Regions from separate parts of the Homo sapiens genome. Here regions 1 and 2 are each linked to region 3. The links are chromatin contacts, found by Hi-C or POLR2A ChIA-PET in ENCODE. All regions are on one chromosome and are shown on one strand. Each heading gives the region's core, a stretch centred on a gene start or an enhancer-like site at or near the end of the contact. The rest is flanking DNA. Distances are from core to core; before and after follow the strand shown.

Region 1 (3,184 bases), core at 513-3,012, 57 kb after region 3:
AAATGAGTGAAAGAAAAAATCACCCATCATCCTCCCCCCACCCCACCCCCAAAAAGCCAAAACCTAATTCAGACCAACCTGAAAACTAAAAATAAGAGATGGAGAGGAGGTGGAGAAGACAGCCATCCAGGAAATTCGTTTCTGACCATAGGGACTGAAAAAGACTTGCCTCTGCCCTCAGTTGGCAGAGTGGTTTGTTGTGCAACCTGTGAGACTCTGCCCAGTACCTCTTATCTGGGCTGTCAGTTAAACTGACACGGCTGACTCTCCCCACAACGGAGCTGTAATTAGCTCAGATGCCGGGCTGGGACAGGCCTGGGATGGGGCACTTCCAGGTGCTGGTGATAGACAGGGGCCCACTCCAGCAGTAGTTCTGTTGGCGCTGTGCTCCTTCCCCACCCAGGCTAAGGGTTTGCGCTGCTCCTCTGGAGGCCATGGGACTGGCTGTGCACCTGCAGGCCCATGGTGCAGAGCTACAGGGCACCACAAGCTGTCCACATGCCCACGTTAGAGTTTCACTCAGCCCTTGGCCTCCCAGGGAGAATCAGAGCTGAGTTAATAAGTGAAGCATTTACAGGCCACCTCATACTCTTGAAAGATAAGGAGAGCCCTCAACCTTGTGATAGATAAGCATTGTTCAAGAGCAGAAGTCTCCAGGGAAGACGTCTTGGAAAATCCATGTTTTCTATGGTCAGGGCTACCTTAGCCTCCCAGACCCTCCCAGAAGGAAGTAGAGATAGAGGGCCATGTGTCTGCTGGCCTGGTCTGCCCACTGCACATCGTGGGGCTGTGGGTGATACACTCGGGACACGCTGCACAGCCCGGTCCTGAGCCCTTCCCTGGACTCTGACGGCCCAGGTCTGGCTCTGCCCACAGCCCTGCTTTAGGCCGTGGCTCTTGCATACTTTGGCCTCCTGTGAACATTTAAAAGATGGTGGTGTCTGCCCTCATGCATCTAAATAATAAAAACGTTTCCAAACCACAAGTTTTAAAATCCCACAAAGCTCTGATTTTCTCATGATGACTGGCTGCTGCTGCTGCTTCCGACTTTCCTTCTGCCCTCCTTCACCTCCTCTTTTTCTTCTTCAAGTGTCGAATTCTTTCAAATGTTTGTTTTATTTCATAACCCTGCTTGCTGATGCCCTGAGCGTGGGCTTGCTCTGTTGTTTGGTAGCCCAGTGCGGGCCGTAACCTTGCTCTTAGCAAACAGCTTCCAGCTGGGAGATGTGCCCCTTGGTCACCAGGACCAAACCCAGTTACTAGTTCTGTTGATGCCAACAAGTCTTTCAATTACAGCGATGGGTACAACTGGTCTGCTTAGAATGAACTTGAGCCTGGAGCCCAGAGACCCAGGTGCCAGTCCAGGCTCTGCCTGCAACTGACCAGCCCTCTCTGGACTCAGTTTCCTCATCTGTAAAGTTACTAGAAGGCCACCGTGGTCGTTTCCAGCTTCTGCAGGCCACACCCTTGCTGTCATGGGATTCAGGCCAGGCCTGGACAGCCTGAGACACCTCTGTCCTTACTGCTTCTGGCTTAGTCCTCATCCCAGAGAAGGCTGTGGGTCAAGACAGTGCCAGGAGGTTGGGCAGCCGTCCACTCCCAAACCCAACCAGGGATTGGGATCAAGCAGGGAGCGGGGTACACTCAATGCCCACACCTGATGTGCTAACCACTGGGTGAATTATTTTCACTTCTGTGAACAAGGCCTCTGCTATCGCTTCACCAAGAAGCCGGCCACATCTGAAAACCACCGGTGTTGCGAGTTGTCTTATGGAAAGTGGAAACAGGCAGGATGTGGTTTGAACTGACAAAACACCAAGGCAGCCCATTCCTCAGGAGGGGCTTTAAACAATGGCATGGAGAATGGGGGAGGAGATCATGTCTTCTGACTTGGAGCCAACTGGCCATTAAGGCTGGGCCGGCAAACGAGCTACTTAGGACCAAGATGGTAAAACAACAACAACAACAACAAAACACACGCACAACAACCGAGAAACAAAAACAAATCAACAGTAGTATTCCTCCTTTCAGTAGTAAAACTCTGCATCTATACAGCAACTCCCACACTGAAGATGCTTTCACACTCACTAGGTGCTTGCTCTTGATGACCTGCAGAGACAGGCGGAGCTGTGTTAATATTCCTGTTTTGGGGATAAGAATCCTGAAATAGGATGACGGCTGTGAAGACAGGAAGTGTCAAAGTGGTCCCAAAAGCCAGGACTCCTGAAGCCTGACCCCAATTCAGCATCTAGTTCTCCTGGCCCTGTGTAAACACAGCCCCATTCGAGAAAGGCAGCACTTCCTGTGACACCACAGCACACACCCCCGCCTTGGGTTGGGGGTGCATCCCCCCAAATGGATGCTGCGTGAAGGCAGAGGGCTTGAGGGCTTTACCACATACTCCCTGTGCCTCACACCTCGCTGCCCATTGAGACACTCCACAAAGTCTGATAAATGAACAATTAATTATAAATAATGAAAACACCGAGAGGCCACTCATCTCCAAAGATTTAGGTACAGAATTTGCCCAGCTGTGATAGGATCTTATGCGGAAAAGGTTTCTGTCTTGCCTCCTAAGCCAGTTGGATGAAAAGTCTTTTCCTTGGCTTTCCTGGAAAGGAGAAACATTAATGTGAAAAGACAGGAGTGAAATGAGTTCCTGGAAATTGACAGTGGTCCATTTCTCTGCACCTTAGAATTTGCTGCGCTTGACTCCCTTACGTGCTGGTACCACTCCTGTGAGATAACAGTTTCCCTGTGTTCCATCTGCAAGGACCTTCCTTGGTGTGTTGGTTGACATTTGATGGCTTTGCTGAGAGGTATTGTTTTGAAGAAGGTAACAATCCTAGCGCTCTTGTTGACTGGCTGGCTTAGCCACATTTGGGGTGGTTGTTCTTCTGAATGACTGTGGGGTAAGGGACACAGTGTCTCAGAGTCTCAGTTTCCTCATGTCTAAAATCGGGGCGATGATAAAAGTGTCCATAGCGTGGGTTAGGGTTAGGTCGTAAGGATGGAGTGACGTCATGGCGGGGCCGCTGGGAACAGTGCCTGGCATAGAGCAAGCGCCCAATAAATAGCAGCTATTGTTACTCTTGCAGGGTTCTTTAAGCAGCATAATAGTCTTTAAATCATAAAATCTCAGCCTGCGTTTTTTTTCCTCATAGACATTATCCAGAGCAGCAGA
Region 2 (3,385 bases), core at 858-3,357, 42 kb before region 3:
CCCCATGTGTGGTGGTTGGAAATGTCAGGGTTTCTTGATTGAAAAAGGAAATAAGAGATTATGCCACTCACAGCACAGAAGTGGGATGAGCCTCACTATGGTGTATACGTGTGCGTCTGTGTGTTTATGTCTGTGTCATCTCCATGTGTTTCTGTGCCAGTGTCTGTGTGTCTGTGCATATGTAGTGTGTCTGCGTGTCTGTACCTGTGTGTATGTCTGTGTACATGTGTCTGCGTGTATGTGTGTGTCTCTGTGTATGTGTCTGTGCATGTGTTGTATGTGTGTCTATGTTGTGTCTGTATCTGTGTGTGTGTTGTGTGGTATCTGTGTGTGTGGGTCTGTGCATGTGTCTGTGTGTTGTGTGTGTCTCTGTGTCTGTGTATGCATGTGTCTCTGTGTGTGTTGTCTATGTGCATTTGTCTGCGTGTGTCTCTGTGTATGTGCCTATGTTGTGTAGTGTTTGTATGTTTATGGCTGTGTGTGTTGTGTGTGTCTATGCATGTCTGTGTGTGTTGTGTGTGTCTCTGTGTCTGTGTGCCTGTGTGTCTTGTGTGTGCATGTTGTGTAGTATATGTGTGTGTCTCTGTGTCTGTGCATGTGTCTGTGTGTGTTGTGTGTGTGCATTTGTCTGTGTGTTTCTGTGTGCATGTGTTGTGTAGTGTGTGTGTTGTGTGTGTCTGTGTGTTGTGCGTGTCTGTGTATGTGTCTATGTGATGTGTGTGGTGTGTGTGTCTGCGTCTCTGTGTCTGTGCCTGTACATGGGTCTGTGTGTGTGTTGTGTGTGTGCATTTGTGTGTCTCTATGTGTGCATGTGTTGTGTAGTGTGTGTGTCTTTTGTATGTCTGTGTCTGTATGTCAGTGTGTGTCTGTGTGTGTCTGTGTATGTCTGTGGGTGTCTCTGTGTCTGTGTGTCAGTGTGTGTCTGTGTGTGTCTCTGTGTCAGTGTGTGTCTCTGTGTCTGTGTGTGTCTGTATATGTCTGTGTGTGTGTCTCTGTGTCTGTGTGTCACTGTGTGTCTTTGTGTGTGTCTCTGTGTCTATGTGTGTCTGTGTATGTCTGTGTGTCTGTGTGTCTCTGTGTCAGTGTGTGTCTGTGTCTCTGTGTCTGTGTGTCTCTGTGTCAGTGTGTGTCTGTGTGTGTCCCTGTGTCTGTGTGTGTCTGTGTGTGTGTGTCTCTGTGTGTCAGTGTGTGTGTCTGTGTCTGTTGTGTCTTTGTGTCTGTGTGTGTCTGTGTATGTCTGTGTGTGTGTCTCTGTGTCTGTGTGTCAGTGTGTGTCTGTGTGTGTGTCTCTGTGTCTATGTGTCTGTGTGTCAATGTGTGTCTGTGTCTATGTGTGTCTGTGTGTCAATGTGTGTCTGTGTCTATGTGTGTCTGTGTGTCAATGTGTGTCTGTGTGTGTCTCTGTCAGTGTGTGTCTGTGTGTGTCTCTGTGTCTGTGTGTCAGTGTGTGTCTGTGTGTGTCTCTGTGTCTATGTGTGTCTGTGTGTCAATGGGTGTCTGTGTGTGTCTATGTCAGTGTGTGTCTGTGTGTGTCTCTGTGTCTGTGTGTGTGTCTCTGTGTCTGTGTCAGTGTGTGTCTGTGTGTGTCTCTGTGTCTATGTGTGTCTCTGTGTCAGTGTGTGTCTGTGTGTGTGTCTCTATGTCAGTGTGTGTCTGTGTGTGTTTGTGTGTGTCTGTGTGTGTCTCTGTGTGTGTGTGTGTGTGTATGTCTGTGTGTGTGTGTCTCTACATCTTTGCGTATACAGGGGCATAGCATAGTCATGCAAAACCGTCTTCCTTCAACTCATAGTTCTCTCCTTCCTCAACCAGAAGCCACTCTGCTTTGTTGTGAAAACAAATAAACTACTTTCTTACAAAAGAAAGACCAAATAACCTGAAAAGCTCAAATAAAATCCACCTTATGATACAATATTAAGAAACAGAAATTTTCAATGGAGAAAATCCCACACCAGACTGAGGAAGACAGATCAGTTTAACTGGAGTCTCTGTTTGTTTTATATTTCTTTTCTACTCTCCACTCCCATTTGCCAACAAAACTATGCTCTCTCACAGGGGACAGGTTCACCCCTCAATGTCTGACTAACATGCTTTTCATTTGAATTCAAAATATTTGGTGACGATTGGCAAAGAATGAGGATGGGAAATTGAATATTACATCATCTTATGAAAGCTTCCTCCTCCCTCACTTCCTTCTTCCTTTCTTCCTCCTTTCTCTCCCTTTTTCCCTCCCTCCTTTCCTCTCTCCCTTCCCTTTTCTGTTCCTGCTGTGACCGTTCCCCTGATTGAGCAGACGTGGACATGGGGGAGTCAACTGTAGGAGTGACTGGCGCCTCACAGACACCGTCCTCTGAGGTAGCTGTCACCAGAGGATTGTCACTGAAAATGCAAGAAGAGTTTGGCATTTGATTGCATTCTGCACAATTCAAGCAGGACAAATTGCTGCAGAAGATGACACCAGAAATAGCCACCATGTAGTGGGTTCTCACCACATGACAGACACGGTGCTGCTATAAGCTTGTGACTTGCACTGTCTGAGCCCTGAACACCTGTAGCAGGTACGAGCATTTGCTCCATTTTCAGACCAGGAGACAGCAGCTCAAAGAAAGTGAACGATTTGTCAGTGGTCACACAGCTAGGAAGTGGCAGGGGGCGCTTAGCCGGGTTGGACTCTGAAGGTCATGCAGCATCTTTACACAGACCCAAACCCTTCAAATCGATTTCCACCCATGTGTGTTTGGCAGCCACATGTCAACAAGCCATAACTTTCTTACCTATTTCGGGAAAACATTATTTTCTCTCACCTGTATTTATCGTCATCCTATTTCTGTTGCAAGAAATCAAAACGTGAAGAAGATAGATTTGAAGAAGACCTTTTTTTGGCTACTTCTGATGATGAGATGCAGTTAGGAAGATGGAGTTCAGATGCTAAAATATTGGAATTTCTGATTGATGCATATTCATGGTTAGAGGGAAAGTAAGTTGCACTGTGGAGTTAAGAAATCTGAGAAATACAGGAAATCCAAGCTGAGAAAAACTCATAACTATGATGTTTCCATGTGCAGGAAACTTCAGGTCCTTCTGCGCCCAACCTTCCTGGAAAGCTTTTATTTAAAAAAGTTTTTAAAATTTTTATTTAGTTATTTTTAATTGACAAACAAAAATTGTATATAAAGGCTTTTGTATTTTATCCCGTATGATAAAGGGCCGCACGGTTCTTTCTTGATGCCTGAGTTAAGTGAGCATATTAACAGCATGCAGCGTTCAGCTCTCATTAATTTTCAATAGGCTCATTTACCTTTGACCCTTTTATTTCAAAGCCAAAAAAAAGACCATACATAGAGAGAAACGATTGCATTATAGCTCCTCCTTCAATATGAGTCGCTCA
Region 3 (3,220 bases), core at 247-2,746:
TTGTCAGACCCACAATTAACTTAATTGTTTATTTGTGCAAAGGCTTTCTTGTTTAGTTCCAGGACTTGCTGTTGAAATTTGAAAAAGGGTGGCCCCAGATTCATGTTCACATGAGTAGCTGCGGTAGCTACTCACCAGCTAGCTCCTGGGAGAGAAAATGGAGAAGAAAGCGAGGGAAGAAAACGGAGGGCAAATTCTCCAAGGTTTACTCCTCCACCAGAGAGACGCCTCCTGGGCAAGCGTTTCTACCTGGATCCCTGGCTGCCCAGGAAATTGGGGAATGAGGGCTTTGGGTGTGGAGTCCCCTTGGCCATTATGAAGTCCATGGGGTTGCAGTTACTGAGCAGAGTTAGAGGCATTCCTGCACCCCCACCCCCAACCCACAACGTCTGGACTTGGGAGGAGATTCCTTGGCTTCTGAAAGAAGCTTCTGTTTCTGTTTACGTAAACATCAGGTGGACGGGGGAGGTGGACGCCAGGGTGGGACGTTCTTGCAGTGCTCAGATGAGGGTGAGACTGGAGGGGCCAGTACAGGTGTTGGGCATTTGGGTAGCACCTAACAATAATCTAAGGCAGTGGTTCTCCATGGGGATGACTTTGCCTTCCAGGGGACATTTGGCACGGCCTGGAGACATTTCGGGTTTTCACACTAGACAAGGGTTTCCGCTGGCATGTCGTGGGCAGAGGCCAGAGAAGCTGCTAAACATCCTCCAGTGCACAGGGCAGCCCGTCCTCCCCACAACAAAGAATTACCTGACCCAGAATGTCAATTGATCTAAGTTCTAAAGCCTACTAATAGTTTGTAAGTTGAAAGCACTAGATTGACACAAACGGGAAAAGTTATTTGCAGTTTATTTTCCTGAGGGACAATGGGCTGCCACTCCCTTCCATGCTATTGCTGGGCAAGACTCTATGTTGGCTCTTGCTTTCTTCTCCTCTTTGAACACCCCCCTCCCCTGCCAGCCCGTCTGATGCCGTCCAAGCCTTTTTTTTTTTTTTTTTTTGGCTTCTCAGCAAGCCTCATGAATATTAACTGGGACACTCAGGGCTAAAATGATCTCTGGTCTTACTTGAGAAATGCCCTCAAGCAAGAAAAAGAACAAGAGTCCCAAGAACACCAAGTGCCCCTCACCTTGGTCACACCAATGGCCCACACTGGCTGGGGAGGCGGGGAAGGGTCCTGGGAGAGGGAGGATGGGCCTCTAACCTCCAAGGAGAACATGAGTGAGGGCCCCAGGAAGGGAGAGGGTGCGACAAGCACTCTGGAGAAAGAAAGGAGAGGGTTCAAGGTGACCCTGAGCTCGGGGCAAGATCTGCAGGGCCTGCAATTGGCAGAGTGCCTGGCATCTGGCCAAGCAGCCCTCCCTCTCTCTTCCCCGCTCCACCACCTGCTCCTGGTCGCTGCATTGCCGGTTCCTCCCAGCCTCTTCTCACCTGCTCGCTCTAACGTCCGTCTCAGCCAACAGCCCTACTCTTCCCTCCCAAGCCAACAGGGGGAAGCAGAGAGCAGCAGAACAGCCTAAAGGCAACAACGGCAGTCTCTTTACCGCGCCCACCCTGCACTCCTGGGCCCCTGTGGCCTCCACCCCAGCAGCTGGACCCTCCGAGACCCTCCTTTTCCCACCAAGCTCACCCCCACTAAGGGCCCTCCCCACGCAATGCACAGCACATTCCACGCCCACCCGACATCAATCACGTCCTGTCTCGTGACTCATCCGATACTGTTGACTTGCTGTACAGTTTCTCACCTTTGCAAATGAGATTTGTCGCCTCCTCAAGTTGACTGTCCCTGGAGGCCAGGAGACGTGCTGTGGCCCTGCTGTCCCGAGCCTTTCTCAGAGTCTCATGTTCAGCTCAGTTCTGTTGATTGGGGACAAAGGACACTGCCATTTGCCACCTCTGCCCGCCCTGTGCCGACCTCCACCAGACGTTTGGCATCATGAGCCCGTGTCGTTCTCACCCCAGCCTTTGTGGTTGATGTTGTAGCGTCCTCTTATTCTTATAGATGAATAAGTTGAGGCTCAGAGATGTTAGATATCTTGGGTAAGGTGAAGCTGTGACGACTTGAGAACATAACTGAACGTTCTAGGCTCCTTACCCCACACGGTGTTGCCATTCCAGTCCCAGAAGGTCCTGAGGTTCTTTTGAGATGTGTAATGAATCCATCTTCCTTGAGCATAACACAATCTTTATGGACCTGTTTAAATAGTTTTAATTTCCATGTGTTTACTCATTCATTCTGCAAACATGCACACAGCTTTTACAAGGTGCCAGGCACTATCAGAACCTGGGAAAACCAAGATGAAGAAAATGTAGCCAGTGCCCCCAAGGAGGAGAGAGACAGGTGGCAGTGAGTTCACTGGTGAGCCTTGAGGGGGCAGAATAAGAAAAGGGCATGATGGGGAGGTGGGGGCTTGGTCAAGAAAGGCTTCACAGAGGAGGTGGTATTTGAGCTGAGTGTGGAGAGGTGTGCAAAAGGCAGAGTGGCATCCCAGCCTGAGGATGCATGTGAGCCAGGATCTGTAGAGGAACGAGGCTGCAGCTGATGCTGCCAGTAATCACATGGAGTTCAAGGCAAGCAGTGGGTGTGGGGAGAGGGGAGTCTGGAAGCGTGGGTCAGGGCCAGCTCGCCCTGTGGATAACAGGAGCCACTCAGGGCATTTGGATAAGAGAGAGGGACGCAACTGCTTTGTGGGTCTAGCAGACACCCTGGGAATACTCCAGAGGGAAGCTGAATGGGGCAAGATGAGGGAAGATCGGTTGGGAGCTTCTTGCCACTGTCTAGGTAAGCCATGCAGTGGGGTGAACAGAAGTGGCTTCTGTAAGACCAGAAAGAGGAGACATCCTAAGAGACTTCTGTAAGGTGGAGATGACAGTGATGGTGTGTCCATAGGAAAAGAAGAGGGAGGAGTTGAGGATCACCCCGGTTTTTCTGCTAGGATATAGGCTGAGGGCTGTCAAGGGGGCTGATTAGACCCTTAGAGGCAGATTTTGGGAAGGTGTAATCAGTTCCCTTTGTGCTGTGTTGGGTTTGATGTACCTGATGGATATGCAGATCTGTTTGGTCGCAAACTAGGGTTTGAGGTTCAAAAGAGATTCAAGAGTCATGAGCCTAAAGGCTTCACAATAGGGTTATAGCTTAATCCTTTCTGTACTATGAAGACTTCATGAATGTCCCAAAATCCACATTCAGGCCTGCCCTTCCCAGAGTCATCATTGT

What was found. Hi-C counts contacts between places; a loop is a spot of excess contacts on that map. ChIA-PET counts read pairs that join two places held with the same protein, here RNA polymerase II (POLR2A). Pooled maps may share reads with other maps.
Region 1: a loop to region 3 is called in a map with no recorded cell type, with 5 times the contacts of the local background. The contact joins two enhancer-like sites. A Hi-C loop is called at or near these places in 2 of 168 maps with a recorded cell type or tissue (GM12878 and psoas muscle), 36 of 37 single-sample maps with no recorded cell type and 16 of 50 pooled maps. POLR2A ChIA-PET finds 5 or more read pairs at or near these places in 7 of 52 experiments (CD4-positive, alpha-beta T cell, GM12878, activated CD4-positive, alpha-beta T cell and 3 more).
Region 2: a loop to region 3 is called in a map of CD8-positive, alpha-beta T cell, with 3 times the contacts of the local background. The contact joins two enhancer-like sites. A Hi-C loop is called at or near these places in 18 of 168 maps with a recorded cell type or tissue (B cell, CD4-positive, alpha-beta T cell, CD4-positive, alpha-beta memory T cell and 12 more), 34 of 37 single-sample maps with no recorded cell type and 18 of 50 pooled maps. POLR2A ChIA-PET finds 5 or more read pairs at or near these places in 24 of 52 experiments (CD4-positive, alpha-beta T cell, CD4-positive, alpha-beta memory T cell, CD8-positive, alpha-beta T cell and 16 more).

Annotation. Positions count from the first base shown.
Region 1 is chr18:63,097,314-63,100,497 of GRCh38, reverse strand. No RefSeq gene overlaps it. Among named protein-coding and RNA genes, the nearest start is that of BCL2, 220 kb to the left of the region's middle. RefSeq lists enhancers at 1,421-1,480, 1,511-1,580, 1,611-1,740. Within about 2 kb of position 1,762, at least 5 of the 41 ENCODE cell types and tissues checked have a DNase peak (open chromatin) inside an H3K27ac peak, as active enhancers do; they include GM12878, where a contact is called at or near this core.
Region 2 is chr18:63,196,498-63,199,882 of GRCh38, reverse strand. The region is part of intron 2 of BCL2 (BCL2 apoptosis regulator); the gene reads left to right. Among named protein-coding and RNA genes, the nearest start is that of BCL2, 120 kb to the left of the region's middle. RefSeq lists an enhancer at 2,266-2,325. Within about 2 kb of position 2,107, at least 4 of the 41 ENCODE cell types and tissues checked have a DNase peak (open chromatin) inside an H3K27ac peak, as active enhancers do; they include CD4-positive, alpha-beta T cell, CD8-positive, alpha-beta T cell and natural killer cell, where a contact is called at or near this core.
Region 3 is chr18:63,153,872-63,157,091 of GRCh38, reverse strand. All of the region lies in intron 2 of BCL2 (BCL2 apoptosis regulator), which reads left to right. Among named protein-coding and RNA genes, the nearest start is that of BCL2, 160 kb to the left of the region's middle. RefSeq lists an enhancer at 1,858-2,007. Within about 2 kb of position 1,496, at least 22 of the 41 ENCODE cell types and tissues checked have a DNase peak (open chromatin) inside an H3K27ac peak, as active enhancers do; they include CD4-positive, alpha-beta T cell, CD8-positive, alpha-beta T cell, GM12878 and 1 more, where a contact is called at or near this core.